2 separate regions of the Homo sapiens genome follow, and region 1 is linked to region 2. Evidence: read pairs that join two places in POLR2A ChIA-PET (ENCODE). Cell type or tissue: GM12878. All regions are shown on one strand. Each heading gives the region's core, and the rest is flanking DNA. Links, peaks and the distances in the headings are about the cores only. Region 1 overlaps VOPP1 (VOPP1 WW domain binding protein). Region 2 overlaps VOPP1 (VOPP1 WW domain binding protein).

Region 1 (9,816 bases), core at 1,124-9,123, 79 kb after region 2:
ATGTTTCCAGTAATTATGTTTCTGGGAGCAGTGCTGGTTTTGTTGTGCTGAGACTGTCTTGCATGCTGTGGGCTGACGTGGGCTTGTGCTGTTGACAGCAGGAGAAGGTGCGTACTGGATTCATGTCCCGGGGCTGCCCTCACAAAGTACTACACAGACTGGTGGCTTAAAACAGCAAGAACGTGTCTTCCCCCAGTTCTAGAGGCCAGAAGTCGGTGTGTCAGTAGGGTGGGTTGCTTTGGGAGACTCTGAGGGAGTATGAACGCATACTTGTTCACAGTATTCTAAACGTCTTTTACAGTAACCATTGTCTTTGTAGTTATTTCTCTCTCCATTCTATTTCTGGGATGCCTTTTCTCTCTCTTTTTTGTTAATTAGCTTTGCTACATGTTCATTATATTACTTCAAAGAAAAAATGTCAAAAGAATCTCAAGGCTGGATGGGATTCTCAAGGGCACCCATCCCAAGCTCACCCCGTGCGAATAATCTCCTTACTCCACACCCAGCTGGCTGGCACAGAGACCACTCCACTGAGGACATGGTGCTGTCCTCAGCAGCTCCAGCCTGCACTGCTGCTCACCCCCACCCCCCAGCGACTGTAGGTTGGAGAAGTGCGTGATGAGATCATAAAGGAAAGCACCTGTGCTTCTCTAGGTTCAGTGAAGAAAGACTGGCAAGGGGGTGGAAGGAGGCTCACGAGGATGAATCTCCACAAAGTCAAGTCTGATGTGTTTGACAGTTCCTGGGATGTCTCTACAGTAGCTCCTCTTGAAATCTAAAGCAACATGTCCACATTCTAAACCACTTTCAAAGATAGTAATAAAAGTTAAAAAGTTGGGGGAGGTCAGGGAAACAGACTAGATAAGAAACAGCAAGGAAACAAAAACAAAACATGGCAGAGGAAGATCATCCACAGTCTATATTATGGCAGTGAAGAGGAATGTGTTAACACTCCTCTGTAAGAAGAAAAAGATGGCTGGGTGCGGTGGCTCTCGCCGGTAATCCCAGCACTTTGGGGAGGCTGAGGCAGGTGGATCACCTGAGGTCAGGAGTTTGAGACCAGCCTGACCGATATGATGAAACCCTGTCTCTACTAAAAATACAAAAATTAGCCAGGCATGGTGGCATGTGCCTGTAATCCCAGCTACTCGGGAGGCTGAGACAGGAGAATTGCTTGAACCCAGGAGGCGGAGGTTGCAATGATCTGATCGCACTGTTGCCCTCCAAGGCAACAAGAGCGAAATTCCATCTCAAAAAAAAGAAAAAAGAAAAAAGGACCAACATGTTGTGTTAAAATCAACATCCAAGTATATTCTGCTTTAATGAGAGAGGCTAAAGAGCATGACATGGGAAAGTAACAGAATTCACCAGGAGGGATTAGCAAAGAAGGGGCGGGGTCAAAGGTGACTTGAGAGCCACATAGGAGAGCTTTTGGAGAGAATCATAAACCTAAGCAAAGGAACCCGAGAGAGAGCTGTAAGAGGCACTGCCCTATTTGGCCAGGGTGGGGCATTGGGATGGTGAGGACAGAGCAGGGATGGGGTCCTTCCTGGGCCCAGAGTTCATGGAACTTACTGAAGGGTTGAGTGAAGGGAAGGACCTACCCTTCATGACTCAGATTCCCCCTCTGTAATGAGGGATGATAATCATAACATGTTATCAGGATCCATAGACACTTATCAACTGCCTCGCACCTGCTGGTCAAATTACAGCCTGAAGACATGCATGGTCCCTGGAGCCTGTTAGAAATGCAGGCTCTCCCTCACCCCAGCGCCACCCAGAGCCGCTGAGTCAGGGTCTGTATTTCAGCAAGGTGAATGATGAAATAGGTGATGCAGGATGCCCCCTGCACTGAGAAGCGCTACAGGTTTGATGAAGACACAAGCATTGAAGGATGGGCTGTGCTGGCCACAGTCATACAAGTTCAGCATTAAGAATAGCGTGAGCACCTGTGAACTCTGCAGAGCCGGAGTGAAAGTTAGTGCTCGTCTCTTGGAATAACATGACTGCTTTTACTCTAATTTCTGGCAGATGCTTGAGGATCTGCTCTGTGTAATGCACTGGAATTCTCTTTATTAACACAGTTATTTTTGCTTTTGTTTTTAAAAAATCAGCAGCAGCAAGCAAAACCGTTGTCTTCACTCAGCTTCTGATTTATACAGCTAGGAAAGAAAAAGTGAAAACTTAGTGTGGGGGTTTCATTTTCTACTTAATCTTGCTCACTAAGTTTGTCTGTGCCTTTTCTTGTGGGACATTAGGGCCCCAATGTCTTAAAGCAATGTTCACATGCATCTCAGCTGTGTTTCAAGTGTATGGTCTCTGTAAACCCTAACAGGTCGGCCTGAAGGCTGGGTGCCTAATACCCACATGTTTTTAACTCCCTTCCTCCTCTTGGCCGGACGCGGTGGCTCACGCCTGTAATCCCAGCACTTTGGGAGGCTGAGGCAGGCGGATCATGAGGTCAGGAGATCGAGACCGCCCTACCTCCCTGACTAACACGGTGAATCCCCATCTCTACTAAAAATACAAAAAAAAAAAAAAAAAAAAAATTAGCCAGGTGTGGTGGTGGGTGCCTGTAGTCCCAGCTACTCGGGAGGCAGAGCTTGCAGTGAGCCTAGATAGCGCCACTGCACTCCAGCCTGAGGGAAAGAGTGAGACTCCGTCTCAAAAAAAAAAAAAAAAAATACCTCCCTTCTTCCTCTCTTCCCCAAAAGGCAGTAGCAGGAGGTTCTTTTTTGTAATGGATAATGTATGTACCTCAAGAGGAAATGTACAGCGTTATACAGTGGAAGAAGAAATATACAGTCTGCAGTCCAATTCCCTTCCTCCCGCTTATCAGTTTTTTTTTGCGTGTTCTTTGAGAAATATTCCATAGATTTACTAATATATGCATATGAAAAGGAAGTCCTTTTAATACTGATAAAAATCACCTTTTATAAAAGGTGAAGATACAATAGTCATGTCTTAATTTTCAAAGTATGTAAAACAAAAATGTAAAAATATGACAGAGTGATGGAAACTGTAGGAGTGTCAATGCATTGCTATTAATCTGATCAAAATGTAAAAATAAATGGAACATTTGAAAGAAGCGCTTAGATTTTGTACTACAAAGGTGTCCGAATACGTTTGTAGAAGTAGAAGCTGCATACCTCCGGATACTAGGGGCTTTGTTTCAAACTTCGTGCTTCTGTGGCGATTTTCGGAAAGTTGCTCAGTTCTCTGAGCCTCAAGCCCCTGAAGCTGGGATCCTAAGAGTACTTCCTTCGTGTCCCCTGCTGAGCACAGGGCCGGAGAGTCAGCACTCACTGAGGGGCAGTAGTTACTACTCCCAGTAGGACACCTGCAGTTTGTAGATGTCTGTAAATGAACAAATGCATGCTCTGCACCCACTTGGAAATAAAAGACTAGTCCCATAAATGATGTATTGAGTCAAAAAGGTGGGAGTGGAGGACCCTGCAGTGCTGGTTCTTTCCTCCGCCCTCTTTCCAGGCCCCACCTCTGTTCTTCCAGGGCTCCAGCCAGGAGCCTTGAGGCCAGTTGGCCTTTTCTCTCGACACCACCCTGGCTGCTACCACCCTTTATTCAGACTCTGATGAGAGCCTCCCTGGTGGTTCTCTTGCTGCCTCTTGCTTCCAGCAAGGCAGCCAGAGTCACAGCAGGAGCCAGGGCTTGTGCTCCCAACACTCTCATGGGCCCACTGTGCCACAGAAGCACTTTGAGAGGCCAAGGAGGCCCTCTCTTCTCTCAGCACCCCTCCTGGCTGCCCAGCGGGCTCTGGCCTCTCCTGTGGCCCCTCCTGGCTCACTCCCCTGCTGCCACTCACTGGCCTGTGACTTGTCCTGAGACCCTCCAGACAGCCATTCCTCTGCCTAAAAGTCTCTTTCTCCATGGACACGCCCAGGTACACGGCACGCTCCTCCAGTACCTGCTGCCTGCCCCTTCTGCCCAACAGTTCCATTTCCTTGAGGTCCTTCACCTCCTCATGAGGCCTGCAGACACAAGGAAGAATGGCACTGCCCTTCCCCCTCCCCTGTTGGCTTTTCATTTTTCAATTTTCCTGCTTTATTTTCATCTTTAGCACTTATCACCAACTAACCTATTTTTCTTACCTTGCTCATTGTCTCTCTAAACTGCAAGTAACGTGAGAACTGAGATTTTCAGTTTTTGTCATTGTTACATCCTCAGTGCCCAGAACAGTGCTGGCACTCAGTGAGAATTCAGTCTTTGTTGAACACACAAATGGACATAGGCATCAGTGAAAGGAATGCAACAGCATATGCAGTACATGTTCAGCCAATTTTTAGAGGTATTAATAGATTCATAGCTTTATTCTGTTAAAAGTTTATGAAAAAGCAAATGAACTGAGCTCTCCTCAAAAGAGGCTCAGAAATTAATAAAGTCACAGAAATATATAAAGAGTGGGTAAAATTAAGCCTGGGAAGTAGAGATGGGAGAAATTATAAATGAAATACAAATTAATTGTAAAAATCAGAAAAATATAATTATAAATCTAAGTTAGCAGTTGATAAAAAGCAATAGAGCAAATCACATTGCTTGTTCCCCTCCTGATAAATCTAATCAATAAAGGAGAAGAACACAAAAATAAAAGCATAAATTAAAACACTACAGATTCAAAGGAGTTGAAAATCACAAGGAAGTATTCATGAATTGGAAAATCTGGTAAGATGGCAAAGTGCGTAAGTACTTTATGATACCAAAGTGCGTAAAGACATTGAAAATTTCAATAACTCAAAAAGCAAGCAAGAGCTTGAAGACATTTTCAAAGAATTATCTCCCAGAATGTCTTTAAGTTCATATGGCTTTTTTGAAACTTTTAAGAAACAATTCATTTTAATGAATGTATCAATTACTGCAAATCATAGGAATGCTACGTATTCATGTTGTAAAGTTAGTATAACTTGGGAATAAACACCAAAATAAAATTATATCGAATCATATTTAGGAAACTGAATTAAGCAATGTGTCAAAATAGTAAACCATCATAACCAACCATGATCTTCTTAACAAAAGATCGTTTTATTTTAGGCACGCAATTAACATTGTAAGTTATATCAGAAAGCAATGATTGTCTCAGTAGGTGCTGAAGAGGCTGTCAGCACAATTTGATATATATTCCTTATCAAAACTCTCTCAAAACTAGCCATGTAAGGCCTTTTATTAATGTAATAAAGACCTCATGTAAATTCCTGGGTTCCAGGCTCAAGCCTTCCACTGTGTGCTCCATGTTACCAGCTATGCCTTTTGAACGGGAGATGTTGCATAAATAATTGTTGAGTATGCACTTTAGATTCTTTGCTAACATCACATTTGGTGAAACTATAAAATAATTCCCATGAAAATTGGATTGCTTAATATCATAACTGATATTTAATAATATTTAATATTGCTCTAAAATTTCTGGCTAAAATGAAAATATTCAACCATCAGGAAGGAGAAACAAAACTATTACTGTTTGTAAACAGTTTATCATCAGTACTTACCTAAAAATCCTGGAGAATGAGCTCAGAAATATTTCTAAGAGTTGAGACAGTTTAGCAAAATGAACAGATACAACCTCAAACCAAACCAAACTAGAAAGCTCAGAGGACACAGAAATGCCAGTACTGAGCTGGCAACACCTCTGTTGTTTGTGAAAATGTTCTCTGGAACACATGGACACAGGAAGGGGAACATCACATTCTGGGGACTGTTGTGGGGTGGGGGGATGGGGGAGGGATAGCGTTAGGAGATATACCTAACGCTAAATGACGAGTTAATGGGTGCAGCACACCAGCATGGCACACGTATACATATGTAACTAACCTGCACATTGTGCACATGTACCCTAAAACTTAAAGTATAATAATAAAAAAAAAAAAAAGAAAATGTTCTCTGGAAGAGGTAGTTCAAGGCTTTTGGCTACAAGTAACACATACCTCAATTCAGCCAGCTTCAAAAATAAGAAAGAATTGTCTCTTACGATAGAAAGTCACATAGAGGAAGGGCCATGGTTTAACTGCATGGCTCAGCAGCATCCTCGGGCCGGGCTCCTTCCATGGGCCCCTGCTGCCCCCCTCAGCTCTTCCCCCTCCAACTCTCCTTCCTGGCTGAGAGAGGTCCGCCTGGGTCCTCACAGATGCAACAGTGTCCACTGGAAGGAGAGTCCCTTGAGCACATTGTGTAATTTATTTGGACTTCCGCTTTTGAATCTGTAAAATTGAAATAGTGTGTATCTCATAGCATTCCTCGGTGGCTAGAATGACAGGCTGTATGTGAGATACATGAATCTGTGAGGAAAATGCACTTAGCATGTCATGGGACCCTGAGGTCCTGGTTCTATTCCATGCTTCCTGCACTGAGAGGTACTTGGTTGGAGGCAGGCAATCTGAATGCTCTCCCCAACATCCGGTCAGTTCTCATTTATCTTGGTCTTTCATTTTCCCTCACCCATTTTTTTGTTTCTCCCTTTCAGTTTGCAAACCATTCTCCTTGGGAGAGAATACCATTTAAGGTAGTTTCTTTTGCTATTTGTTTTATTTCTTAATCTTCTTTATTCTCTGTGCACATGCAAAGCCCCCTTTTTTGGCTAGAGTCATTGCTTCAAGCTGCAGCTCCCTTGGGCTTTTTTTTCCTGACTTCATTCTGTATTTGCTCCTGGTAATAATCTCATTTTGTAATTTTGCTCTTTAGTCACAGGGCTTCATTTGGGACACTCACATTTTTGTTCTCTTTGTGATTATTTGTGATTAAGGAGTTGAGGTTATGACTTTAAGGTGCTTTTGATTCCAGAGCCATGTGCCATATAATCATCTGTGGTTTGTGGGAATGTCTTTGCCGTGATCTCTCTGAAGTCTGTGGGCACATTCCAGACCGTGCTGGTCTTCTGTCCGCAGGCTTCATGCAGAGAATGAAGTGTCCTTGCTTTCTCTTTCCTAAATGAGTCTCTGCCTCTGTGAGAACTGGGTCCACCTTCTCTCGGTTGCTCTTCTTTGTGGGAGCCTGAATGGTAAGCATGGCCAGCGTCCTGTGAGGAGTTGTAGCCAAATGAGCAGAAGCTGAGCAGCTGTCTGGGTGGGTGCGGCCTCTGCATGCTGCTTCCGCGGCCGCGCTGCCTCCACCTGGCCGGGGTCCCTCAGCTACTCACATGAGGCTCCAGCATCCGGCCCTGCTGCCCTTTAACCTCAACTGTAGCCTCTCCAGCGTGGTCACCAATTTTTTAACCTAAGGGTTCATGTTCTTGACAAGTACACAGTTTATTCATTTTCTATCCGTTCTCTTTTATATTCCAAATACCTCTCCATCTCCATGTTCAAATATTTCAATCCCGTCCCACCAGTTCCTGGTAGGATCCATCACTGTGTCTATGAACACGAAGATACCGATTAGACTGGATGCAGGTGCTGGTGTTTCTGGTTCTGCAGCGTGAGTGGCCACATTGCAAACATAGCCTGGCTGCCTCTCTTCTACAAAGACCACACTCCCGCCCCTCCCTCACCTGCAGCAGGGGGTTGGGATCCTCCCCTCGACAGGAGCCACGGCCTTGGCACAGGCTTGCTGAGTGGGGCAGCCAGTCACTCCTGTCATATCAGAAACAGGTGTGTCTCAGGAAACCCATGCACACCCAGCACAATCTGGCAGCGCCAAAGTCCAGATCCAAGTCGCCACTCGTCCCCCCTTCAGTCACTCCTCCCGTGTATTTATGGAACGTCTGCCACATGCAAGGTGCCGTTCTGGGCTCTCAGGGAACCAGGGTGAGTGATGCTCTGTCCTCGTGTTCAGAAGGCTCAGAAAATCATACCATACTAGGCAACTGCTGCATACTCATGGACGTGCCTTGTTCTGGGTACCAGAGGACAGGGGTGCCTGCTCAGCTGGGAAGGCAGTGACAGGCAGCAAGAGGGGGCTGCCTGGTGATTCTGAGCTGAGACTGAAAGATACATGGCAATTAGCCAGACCAGAGGCTAGGAGGTGCCTGGCATGAGGTGGTCACAGGCATTCCAGGAGACACGGTTTGCATGGTGAAAGCCTGGGATATGTTATCTAGTGAGGGCCCAGAGAGGGCAGACCGGATCCAGGCAGTGTGGTTACTGCTGGAGATGGAGAATAGGGCAGGCGGTGAGACACAAGGCTCTGAAGTGGGCAGGAGCCCATCATAGCAGGCCCTGTCCCTCTGGAGAGCCCACCGTCCCATGAGTGATTGGTGGGGAGGAATGTAGGGCCAAGCCTGCCACAGCTTGGGTGGCAGGAACGAGCTCTGCCCCTGGTGCCCTGTGTTGAGGCTCCTGCCCATGGCTGGAGGAGCAGCTGGGCCAGAGGGGACAGAGCAGGGAAGCCAGGGCATGGCTGGAGAGGAGGAGAGGTGAGACCAGAGACCCACGTGCCCTGAGTTTGGAGGGGCTGACTAAAATGGTGTGGGGATCCTGGTGTAACTGGAACGCTGTCAGGAGTCAGGCCCCTGGGCCCCTGGCCTCTGTCCCTCCTGGGCCACATACTCTGTCAGCTGCCTCTCCTTCTCCCTGCATTTCCACCCCTCCCTCTGCGGCCTGCCGGACTCTTTTGCATCCCCAGGAAAGATTGGCCCAGCCCCCCCGCCCACCCCCCCGACACGCCACTGGCCAGTCAGCTGGGCTAGAGAGGTGGCAGGTCCTGCTAAGAATACAGGCTGCCTGGCCATCCCCCTGGCACCCGTGGGGCTGGGCCAGCTCACTGAGAAGGGGTGATTGTCAGTTAACATCACAGCGTGTCCTCCCAGTCTTTGCTGAGCCTGGAGCTCCCTTTCAAACCATGCCAAGACTCCCACTGAGGAGGAGATGATGACGTTCAAAGTAAAATGACTCCAGCATTGTCCAGAGACAGATGACATGCCAAGGGTGTGAGTGCAGCCCGGCTGGGAGGCTGGCTGTGGTGGCCTTTAATTCTTAGACGGCGCTCCACACGGGCCCGTGATGCCCCCAGTCTCCTGTGGCTCTCCCATCCCACCCTTGCCTGAACTTCTTCCCCCACTTCACCATCCTGTTTCAAGAGACGCCTGTCATCATAGGGAGAGTCTGACTTTCTGGTTCACTACTGGGTTCAAGTCCTGGTGCTGCTCTAGCGGTAGCGTGACCTTGGTGAGGCACTCACTCTGGCAGAGCCTCTGTTCTCCCACCCAATCCCCATCCCATGCCATTCCCCACCGTGCACACACGGCACAGGCTGGCCTGATGAACACTGGTGACGTGAGGGGCAGCCATGGTTTTACTCACCTCTCCTTACCCTTTCTACCCCATCTTGTGGAGAAAGTCTTTCTGCAACCCCAGCCTCTTCCTAGAATGTTTTGTGTGTTTTCTTTAACCCAACCATCAACCACAAACCAGAACTGAAGGGCTCCTCCCAGGGCACACCCTGTGTAGGGAAGGGAGGGGTGGTGGAGTCCCCTTGCTCCTGGCTGTCACCTCTGTGCAGATTGTCCCCACCACACCGAATCCTGCACCAGTGGGCCTGTCGCTCCTTGTCACTATTTTGGCTCCCATCTGTGACTGTAACGCACTGCTCCCTTCGTCCTTGAGGCTTTTGGTCAGTTCTCCTGTTGCCCTTTCCCACATCCCTGTCAGCAAATGAATCACCTGGACCTGCTTCGCCCGGCAGTGGAGGCTGCCGGCCATGTTCACCCACCGCTCCGCCAAACCTGTGGTGGCCGAGTCCCTTGCTGTGCTTTTCAGGGCCACACCCCACATGGCTCTGCCCACTCGGCCCACTGTCTCGGGTGCCTTCCTGTGCACCAGCTCCCAGCTAGTAGGCTCCAAGTGCTTTACCAGAGGCCATTACCCTCACCGA
Region 2 (9,816 bases), core at 1,549-9,548:
TTCTCCTTTCTTTCCTTCTCATTTCTTTCCTCCCAAATTGAGCAGCTTTCTCTAGCTCAAAGGTTGTCAAAATTTTGGCTCTTATACTCTTTTAGGGAATTTTCAAAAGCTATATACCCTCTCACATAATTTTAAGTGGAACATACAGGTTAAGCAACCCTAATCTGAAAATCAAAAATCCTAAGTGTTGCAAAATCTGAAACTTTTTGAGTGCCAGTGTGATGTTACAGGTGGAAAATTTCACACCTGACCTTGTGTGACAGATCACAGCCAAAACATTGTTTTGTGCACACAATTATTAAAAATATTGTATAAAATTACCTTCAGGCTATATGTGTAAGATATATATGAACATAAATGAATTTCATCTTTAGACTTGGGTCCCATCCCCAAGATACTTCACTGTGTATATGCAAATGTTCCAAAATCCAAAGAGATGCAAAATCCAAAAACACTTCTGGTCCCAAGCATCTCAGGTAAAGGATACTCAACCTGTGTGATCTTGTTTATCATAGATTTTAAATGGTTACAATAGATTTGATTTCTCATGTATTGTAAACATTGTTAAAAATTCAACTATAATATCACTCTTTTAATGTATTCAGTGGAATCTAAATACCATTAGCAATTTGATACTGATTTTTTTAAAAAACGCAAATAATCTTCTCTAATGGTTGCAAATATAGCATTCCTTTTTTGAATTTCTACTTTATAGAATTTTCTTCTAATAATATATATTTATGCTTGAAAGTCTAGTTTTGATCTGTCGTTTTTTGTAACAAAATCTGTATCGAAATTAATTTTTAAAACATTTCCTCAGATATACCTCCAAAAAATTTAAAAAGACTAATTGATTTATCATTTTTATTGCACATTTGATTGACACTATACATGTATTACCAATTGAATATTATTAAACATAAACAGTAAAATTTACTGGAAATAAATTTCTGAGTGAGATGGACGAGGATATTTCAAGTTAGGGCATGTATAACTGATGGAAATGGAAAAAGTTTCATGTTGAACTTCCGAGTGATGTGCCCAGACCGCATAGTAATCTACAATTAGGTCATCTTTCAATTTAATTGAAAGCAAAGAATTTGAAACCAGTTGAGATGCAAGGCGTGCGTTGACAAAAACTCTCCCCTTGACCAAACTTTGGTTGGGATCCTCTGAGCCCTCTTCTCACTAGGCCTCCACCTTGCCCTCTGTGTCTGTCCTCAGTGGAGCTCAGTTTCAGCAAGAGTCCTGCCAAGTCATCCCCTCACGCTTAATATCTGATCACCTTAGGCTGTCTTCAGCAAGAATTCCTCCTTACTTCTACCCATCATGCCTCTCCTCTTAGCAATTTTGTATCCGTTGACCCCCTCACTCTGCTCCTTGGCTGTGAATTCACACTGATTTTGGTTGTATTTGGAGTTGAGGTCAGTCTGTCTTGCTGTTGTGATAGATTGACCCCTATTGCAATAGTCTTGAATAAAGCCTTACCATTTTTGACAAGTGTCAGAACAATTTCTCTTTAACAGTGTCACTACCAGTATTTTCAGTGGCCTTAGATTGGTACTTGAGAGAGTTTTTTAGTTCTGGACCAGCACATCCCAGTAAGACTAGAAATGGGAGGGAGGTGTGCCTTTCTTTGTAAAGGGAGAGAAGGGTGACTGTAAACGGGGAATTAGCACTGTCACTTGACCAGCATCCGGACCAGGGCCTGTGTCTCAGGCAGTCAGCTTTAGGAAAGCAGACCCATGGAGGTTGAAGGTTTGGAATTCGAGTCCTTTAGCAGTATGGAGGAGCGCCCTTGGAAAGCTTTCAGTATCTACAGAGACCTCCTTGCCATTCTCAGCGTTGGCTGTACATTAGAATGAGGTAGGGAGTTTCGAACAATTACCTGCACCTGGAGCCTAGTCATCTTTATTTTTTAACAGATGCACATTGCTTCTGATGCATAGATGAGGATCAGAAGTCTTCATCCAGTACAGCAGACTGAACCGACTACTGTGGGTCCTGAAGGCACCATACTTTCACTTCCTGTTTTCCCATTCCTTTGACTGCCGTTTCAACTCCCACCATACTTGAAGACCCTCAGGTGGTGTCATGGAAGGCTACTCTCATTGTCCACTTGGGTATGAGTTAAGTCCCCGACTTGGGCAAGCTACTCCCTAGGCAAGCTACTCCCACGTGCTCTGAGCTCAGATACTGTAATTGCTTGTTTGTTTTTTTTTTTTTTTGGAAGAGGGGAGCAGTCTGTGAATTCTTCTTCTTTTTTTTTTTTTTTTTTTCCAGACAGAGTTTTGCTCTGTCACCCAGGCTGGAGTGCAGTGGCATGATCTTGGCTCACTGCAACCTCCGCCTCCCCCTCTCCTGCCTTGGCCTCCTGAGTAGCTGGACATAAGGTGCCCACCAGCACGCCCACTTAATTTTTGTATTTTTAGTAGAGACGGGGTTTCACCATATTGGCTAGGCTGGTCTTGAACTCCTAACCTTGTGATCTGCCCGCCTTGGCCTCCCAGAGAGCTGGGACTACAGGTATGAGTCACCGTGCCCGGCCTGGTCTGTAAATTCTTTAGACCTTAAGCTCCTAGAGGACCTGTTTGTTCCAGAAGGGTTTGGCACAGTGAGGGGGATGGGCTTGGGAGCTTGGGTGTAGAGGTTAGGCTTTGGAAGGGGAGTGGGGATGTGAGGAAGGAGATGAGGAAGGAGGTCATCAAGAGGGAAGGTGCACATAGAGTTGAAGTTCAGTGGGGAAAGGTTGGTGACCTGGGTGGGATGTCAGGAACTTTGCGTTGAAGTAAGCCACAGAGATAAGCTGGGAAGGACCTGGGCCTCCAGGTCATGGTGAAGGTCGCACAGCGGTTGTGGTGAGGGTCCTGGGAAGCTGTGCATGTGCATCTCAGAGCATCCATGGTCGGGGTGCAGAGTGAGCATTTCGGGCAGTCTTGGATACAGCCAGCTGCCCTGACTGGCCCCCTAAGCAGCATGGAAGCAGGGAGGTAGAAGGGTGGCTGCCAGACTGGGGATTGACGCGGGATGGCAGTGCATCATGAGTGAGAGGATTTTGGGGAATTATTGTTATGATGGCTATGTTAGGGTCATTTCTTGAGTGTGTAAAATTAGAAGATGGTTGATGGATTGGAAAATGAACAAGGCATTTGGTAAAAAAGTAGAGGTTGACATGGGAGTGAGGTGAGGGTATGGGACAGGTGCAGAGAAGGGAGAGTGAGGCTACTGGCCTACTAGAGAAGAACTTGCTGTGACCTCTGTGTTCATTACCTGTTGTTGCTATAACAAGTGACTACAAACTTGGTGGCTTAAACCGATCCAGATTTATTATCTTCCCTCTCTGGAGGTCAGAAGTCCTAAATGGCTCTCAGTGGGCTCAATTCAAGAATGTCAGCAGGACCATGTTTCTTCTGGAGGCTCCAGGGAGGATTCATTTCCTGGCCTGTCCCAGCATCTAGGGACTGCCTGTGTTTCTTGGCTGGTGGTCCCTTCCTCCCCTTCAAAGCCAGCGATTCTGTGTCTTCTAATTTCTCTCATGCTTCTCTCTCTCTGTCACTGTAAAGACCCTTGAGATTACATTGGGCCCACCTGAATTACCCAGCATAATCTCCTCATTGTAAGATCCTTAACTTAATCACGTCTGCAAAGCCCCTTTTGCCACCTAAGGTGACATTCCCAGTTCTGTGGATTAGGACGATGACATCTTTGTGGGCAGGAGGTGGCATTACTTTGCTTGCCACAAGGTTGAAAAAAAATGTTGCTTAAAATGGATATTTTAGTGAAATCACTGTTGTAAAGGTTTTTTTTGTTTTCGTTTGTTGTTTGAGACAGAGCCTCACTCTTTTCCCCAGGCCGGAGTGCAGTGGCATGATCTTGGCTCACTACAACCTCTGCCTCCCAGGTTCAAGTGATTCTCCCGCCTCAGCCTCCCAAGTAGCGGGGACTACAGGCGTGCGCCACCATCCCCAGCTAATTTTTGTATTTTTAGTGGAGATGGGGTTTCACCATGTTGGCCAGGCTGGTCTGGAACTCCTGACCTCAGGTGATCGCCTGCCACGGCCTCGTGCGGTGCTGGGATTACAGGCATGAGACACTGCGCCTGGCCAGTAAAGGTTTTTATACTCCATTGCCACGTTCTGAGGTTCTTCTGTGGGGCTGACATGGGCAGTGGAGTGAATGAGAACTTGCCGGTTCCACTGCATGTGCCCTGGGTTGGGATGGAGTCATTAACATAGGTTGTAGGTCTGTTTTATGCTTTGAGTTCTTGGTGGAATGACTCAGGAAAAATATGTATTGGTTTTATTAATAGCTAGTCACCCCAGTGGAAGCTGAGATTCATCTCTGACTTTCTGAATTGCATGAGAAGTTAAATCGCAGATAGGGAGAAGGCTTTCTCTCATAATGAGAGCCTTGGACAAATTGAGATCACAGGTTACTTGATACAATTGATGCTTTTATCACTTCCTGGCAGAAAAGGAGCTGGACTTCAAAATCACGACATCTGGGCCCTGGTCAGCTGAGCCAGGCATTAGAGTCCTTCCACTGTGGTGGCCTGTTGGTCGGCCCAATGGCACGGTCAGCGGCTGCTCTCAGGGGCTTGCTAATGGGCAGTGCTCACCTTCCTCCATAAGATGGGAAGGGTAGGCATCCTAATTAGGAGTCTCTGGTCCCTTTCTGAGTGTCAGCATGACCTAGTGATGTATTCAGAGAAGCTGCCAAGAGTGGAAGTGGATTTATTTAGTGATGATTGTCACCACTAGAATCAGTACCTTTTTAAACTCCACCCTGTTTATCTGAATTCAGTTGTGTGTATGGTTCTTGTTTTGATGGATGGCTCAGGCTCCCATTGAAGCCATCAGAGGCTCCCTCTGATGATGAGGGAGCAGACTAAAAAACCGTTACTATCCACTGGATACTTAGTGACTTATATATAGCTCAAGTTGTTTGCAAAGCTTTGGGCACAAATAAAATTAATATAATTAGGTCTTCAGAAGGAAATGCAGGATGGTATTAAACTTTTCAGTGAGGCTATCTTGTCGCTAACCTTGAACACTGACCTTTCCTTTGCTTTCTTCTTTGGTTTTTAGCAACTCTGCGTTATTATTGCTGAAGAGGGCTCAGAACACTAAAATAGCTCTTTGTCAGTCAGCTTTACTAATGATAATGATGCCAGGGTTTGGTGTTCACCCTGTAGCCATGCTGTGTTTGAGGCTGTATGTAGTCTGAAGTTTTTACTCTGTCTTTTGGGTCTTTGTCTGCAAGGAGCCTGGGGTTGGACATGGATGGATGGGTGGGTGGATCTGGGAAGTGAAGAGACTTTACAGCACCTGACACAGCACAGTAGCCTCTGGACAGGGATGCCTGGGCTCTCTGGAGGCTGAGCAGAGATGATTGGAATTGGCATTAGCAGGGTGTCTCTGGGGTGGCAGGGTCCTCTCCCCGATTAAAGCATCATCTGTCACCCCTGCAGGTGTGCACACCTGAACAGGTTAGCAGGTGAGAAACACATTATTTGTATGAGTTTTCATTTAGTTGTCTGATGGAAGTTTAAGGAACATATTAAAAATATGAAGGATATTCTTTTTCTTAAAATTCATTCTTTTGTATTTAATTTTTTTTGACATACAACAAGCTGAACATAATTAATGTATACAGCTTGATGAGTTTGGAGATAAGCATGCACCTATGAAACCACCTCCACAATTTATGCCATAAGCCTCTAAAAGTTTCCTCCTGCTGTCTGGTTATTATTATTATTATTATTGTGTGTCATAAGGTCTACCCCTTAGCAGATTTCTAAGTACACAGTAGAGTAGTGTTAACTGCAGGACCTCTGTGGCACAGCAGCCCTCTAGGACTCACTGATTTGCATAACTGAAACTTTGTACTTTTTGACAAATACCTAATTTCCCCTCCTCCCAACCCCACGCAACGCCATTCCACCCTCTGTTGAAGGGTTTTCTTGTCTGTCTGTACTTGCAATGCCCCACAGAGTACTTACTAAACCGCATATTGATTAGAACGTCTTTGGCCCTCAGTGATAGGAAACCCAATTCAAGTAGTGCAGACTTGGAGGAAGTTCATTATCTGGCATGGTTAGGAGTCCTCCTGTTGGAGGCCCCGGGCCTGAGTTGTTCAGAGGCTCTACACACCCTCTCATTTGCTCCACCTTCCATTCTGCCATTCTCTGCGGACGGTCCTGCCCTTGTGGTTGTGTGTAGGTTGCAGCAGCTCCTTACAAAATGCAAATCAGTCAGCATCCAGCATGTCTTTCTTATGTATGTGTTTTGTTCTGTTGTGGCTGGGCAGAGTTACTTGGCCCCTTCCTTTTCCCATCCCCACAATATTCCAGTATTTTCTAATGGGGCACTCATTTTGGGTGGGGTTGGTGTTAGATGGGTCCTGAAGAATCGGAATTTTCAGATTGGAAGTCAAGCCAACGATTGAAATATAAACAGACATAAGAGCCTTCTTGCTAGCATATGGGGTTTTTTTAAGTCCTTTTTTTTTTTTTGAAACATCTTATGTTTGAGTATTTTTTTAAAACTTTCCAACCTTATTTTATTTCTCCAGATGATGGTGGCAATGTGATAACCAGCACTTAGCAGGTGCTTGTTGTGTGGCAGCATTGTTTTAAGTAAGCACATGGTGTTTCATCTGTGCAGCCTTCCCACCCCTGCCCCAGGCTCCGTGCTGCCCTCCTGTCCATTTTGCAGATGAGTGGACTGTGGCTCAGGAGACTGGGGCTTTCTCAAGATTTTCTGCAGTCGGACCTAGCATTCAAACCTCAGCAGATTGACTTGCCAACCTAAAATAATGAAAGGGGTCAGAATATGATTTAAAGAGCATTTAAATAAGTACAAAGTGTGAGGTAGGCCACCCAGAAACACCAACTCCGAAGAAATGGAGTCAGTTTTCCGAAGTAGGAAGTGAAGGCTTCATTTATGTGGGCTGAGACAGTGGAGTTTTTAGCAGGATTACAACATTATTCATACAAGGTTGGTGTGTATGTTATAGCAATTTGATTGGCTCTAGGTGATGTTTCTTTTTGGGGAGGGGATATTTAACATTTTCTTAACAGAGGGTGTAATAGTCCTGGGTTTTCTTTCACCTGGTCTAAGCGAAGCAGGGCAATGAAGGGGGAGTTAATCTACAACAAGGGTCATTAATTCAGAGGGCGGGAGGCTTTTGACCCTGACATGGTTTCCCTTTAGTCAATGTACAGAGCAAGAAAAAGAAGAAAATGAGTTATCTATAATCTGAGAAACATAAATTGTAACCATATGTGACTCAGATCACAGTCACATTTCTCTCAAAGCTTGAAGTGTTTTGGGGGGGGGTTCCAACAGCTTTTAGGTTTATTTGTTTTCACAGACTTCAGAGTATGTTCTTAAAGCCCCAATGTGTGAAGTTTATATAATCATAGCATTTTTCTCTTTGAGGTTCCATCATGGCCTGTCGTGGAGGGAGTTCCTGTTGCTGGTTCACGTTATGCATTTTGGTTATTAAGAGACTGAGAAACTCCATCATGTTATCCTAAGTAATGTGTCTTTATTATAAATAGAATGTGGAAATTTGGAAGATGAGAATTTTGGCTCATGGAATCCAGAAGTGGATGAACAGGTTTGCGAACTGGAGGATGGCTTAGAAAGGAACTGGCAAGGCTCACTGTGGCCTTGAGACCTGGTGGAATGAGTCAGGGTCATTGTCCTGCTGGGCTGAACCCCTGTCTCTCCCACCTCCTCCTGCCTTGCTAGGTAGCCTGCACTCACCCAGTCCTTTGTGGCAGGCTGGGCTCAGAAGGTCTCAGAGGAAGCTCAGCAGGTGGCTGGGAGAGAGCAGAGGCTGCCCTTAGGGACACTAGGTGAGTGCAGCAGCTTTCTGTTTCATACATTGAGTGCTTGGGGCCCCTCATAGGTAAGCAGCAGAGGGGCTTCCAGCACATACCCATGTTCTCATTATCATATACAGGTTATTAGAGAGGCGAAATCTACGGGGAAACATCTTAGAACACATGGAAAAGAAAACAAGTGAGTTTTGCTGATGGCTATTGGGGTTATTCATTCGTTTATATTTATTTGCTTTGTGCTGTGTTCATCAGCAGAGCTCACTGAAGGGAGTCCAGCATAAGCAGTCTCTATGATACTGCAGTCCCCGAAAGGTTTTTGTAAGCAGGAACTATGTGAGCAAAATTTAGTTTATTGTTTCAAAATTCTCATAAAGAATTATGTTCCCAGCAGAGCCTCCTGCTGTGTCAGTGGTAATTGATGACTACTACCGTTTTCAATAATAATGAGGTATGCACTAGCGAAATGAAGAGGAGCCCATGCCTGAGGAGCTCTTGATACTTAGGAAAAGGAGAAGGGCTGCTTAGAACAATACCCTGGACCCAAATGGCATGACCACTAAGAGCTGGATCTTATCTGGCACCTAAAAGGTGCTGGGCAGTGTCCTAGTGGTTACCCCCACTGTGTCCCTCATGGTAGCCCTGGAAGCTACATGTTGCCGCTCATTTTACAGATTCACAAAGTGAGGTTGAGAAGTTAAGGGATTTAGCAAAGGTCATCTGTGCGGTGAAAAGAGGCAGTAGTTGTTCTTTCCAGCTTTCACATGTGCGGAAATGGTAGTGCTGAAAGTGAGCGATTGTCATGCAGTCTGCTTCCCTGGGGCCAGCGATTGAGCTGGGGGGTGGTCGGGAGGGCAAGCTGTCCATGCAGAGCACCCTCCCTCTCCTGTCGCTTCCCCCTTCAGGCTTTGGTCCCTGTCCTATGCTTTGCTTCCATCTCTCCTTTTCCCTCCACTACTTCTCCAAGTTCTACAGGCAGATTGGAAATTTATTTTAAGACTGGTTCCTTTTTAAAAAGTATATTTCTCTATGTAACTTAAGTTTCTGATGGATTTTTCTTGTGGCCTAGAGGCATGATTCATTGTAGTGGTTTAATTTGTAAACAGCACCTTTCACCTGATTTTCTCCTTCGGGAGATGCGGCAAAAAGCAGCCACCTTGGAAGCTTTCCTTCTCCATTCCCAGACCCTCATCTCAGCCTCAGATGCTGATGTCTCCTGCGCTTGGGTGAGGTCTTCCTCCTCTCCTCATTCTGCGAAAAATCCTGGGGAATCTCATCTACATCTAAATCTTCAATGACAGTTGTTTATGTGAATGTCTCCAAAATCTATATTTCTGGTCCAAGAATTCCCTGCTGAGCTCCAGCCCCTATCGACCCAGTTGTCTAACAGAGACCTCCTCCAGGGTGGCCCAGAGGCCTCAGACAGTGTATCTGAAGCAGAGCTCACCCTTTCCCCAAAGCTCCGCCCATTGGTTCTGTGTCAGTCCATGGCACTGCCTCCCATCCAGGACAGTGCTCCAGAAACCTCACCATCCCTACATCCTCGGCAACCCAAGTTCTGCAATTTTTTACTCAAAGTTTCTAGAATGTGCCTCTCCCAGGCCCCGTTTTCTCTATTCCTGACTCAGTCCAGGCCATTTTCCTCGTGTACAGTCCTTGGGATGTTTCTTCTCCATTCTGCCCATGTGAGCTTTTGAAACCTTTGTCTGATCTGTTACTTTTCTTCTTGAAATCCACTAATGGTACCCTATTGGCCTATGGGAAAAATTCCAGCCACCCTCAAGTTAGTTCCCAGTGCTCTTCAGTGCCCTGTGAGATCCTGGATGGAACGAGATAGACCTGCCCTCTCCTGACCTTGGCAACTCCACAGCCCTTGCCCTGAACCAGGTGCTGTATTAGATAAGGAGGCAGCAGGCATCACACATGTGTAACCTTGTTTCATTTTAGGATTGACCAGCCACTTGGAAAGT

The links. Peaks named below come from ENCODE experiments on the same cell type or tissue, not always from the same donor. Only the 100,000 strongest peaks of a DNase experiment are listed, where the experiment ranks them.
Region 1: POLR2A ChIA-PET joins it to region 2 with 5 read pairs; 4 of 35 experiments call an interaction of 5 or more read pairs at or near these places.

What each region holds. Positions count from the first base shown.
Region 1 is chr7:55,475,216-55,485,031 of GRCh38, reverse strand. All of the region lies in intron 4 of VOPP1 (VOPP1 WW domain binding protein), which reads left to right. Among named protein-coding and RNA genes, the nearest start is that of VOPP1, 92 kb to the left of the region's middle. RefSeq lists an enhancer at 6,574-7,124. In GM12878, for the core only: no CTCF peak of the experiment used is centred there; a DNase peak (open chromatin) is centred at 4,141; H3K27ac peaks cover 367 bases.
Region 2 is chr7:55,554,161-55,563,976 of GRCh38, reverse strand. All of the region lies in intron 1 of VOPP1 (VOPP1 WW domain binding protein), which reads left to right. Among named protein-coding and RNA genes, the nearest start is that of VOPP1, 13 kb to the left of the region's middle. RefSeq lists enhancers at 1,926-1,975, 2,006-2,065, 2,146-2,195, 8,200-9,146. In GM12878, for the core only: no CTCF peak of the experiment used is centred there; DNase peaks (open chromatin) are centred at 5,916 and 5,996; H3K4me3 peaks cover 4,383 bases; H3K27ac peaks cover 7,059 bases.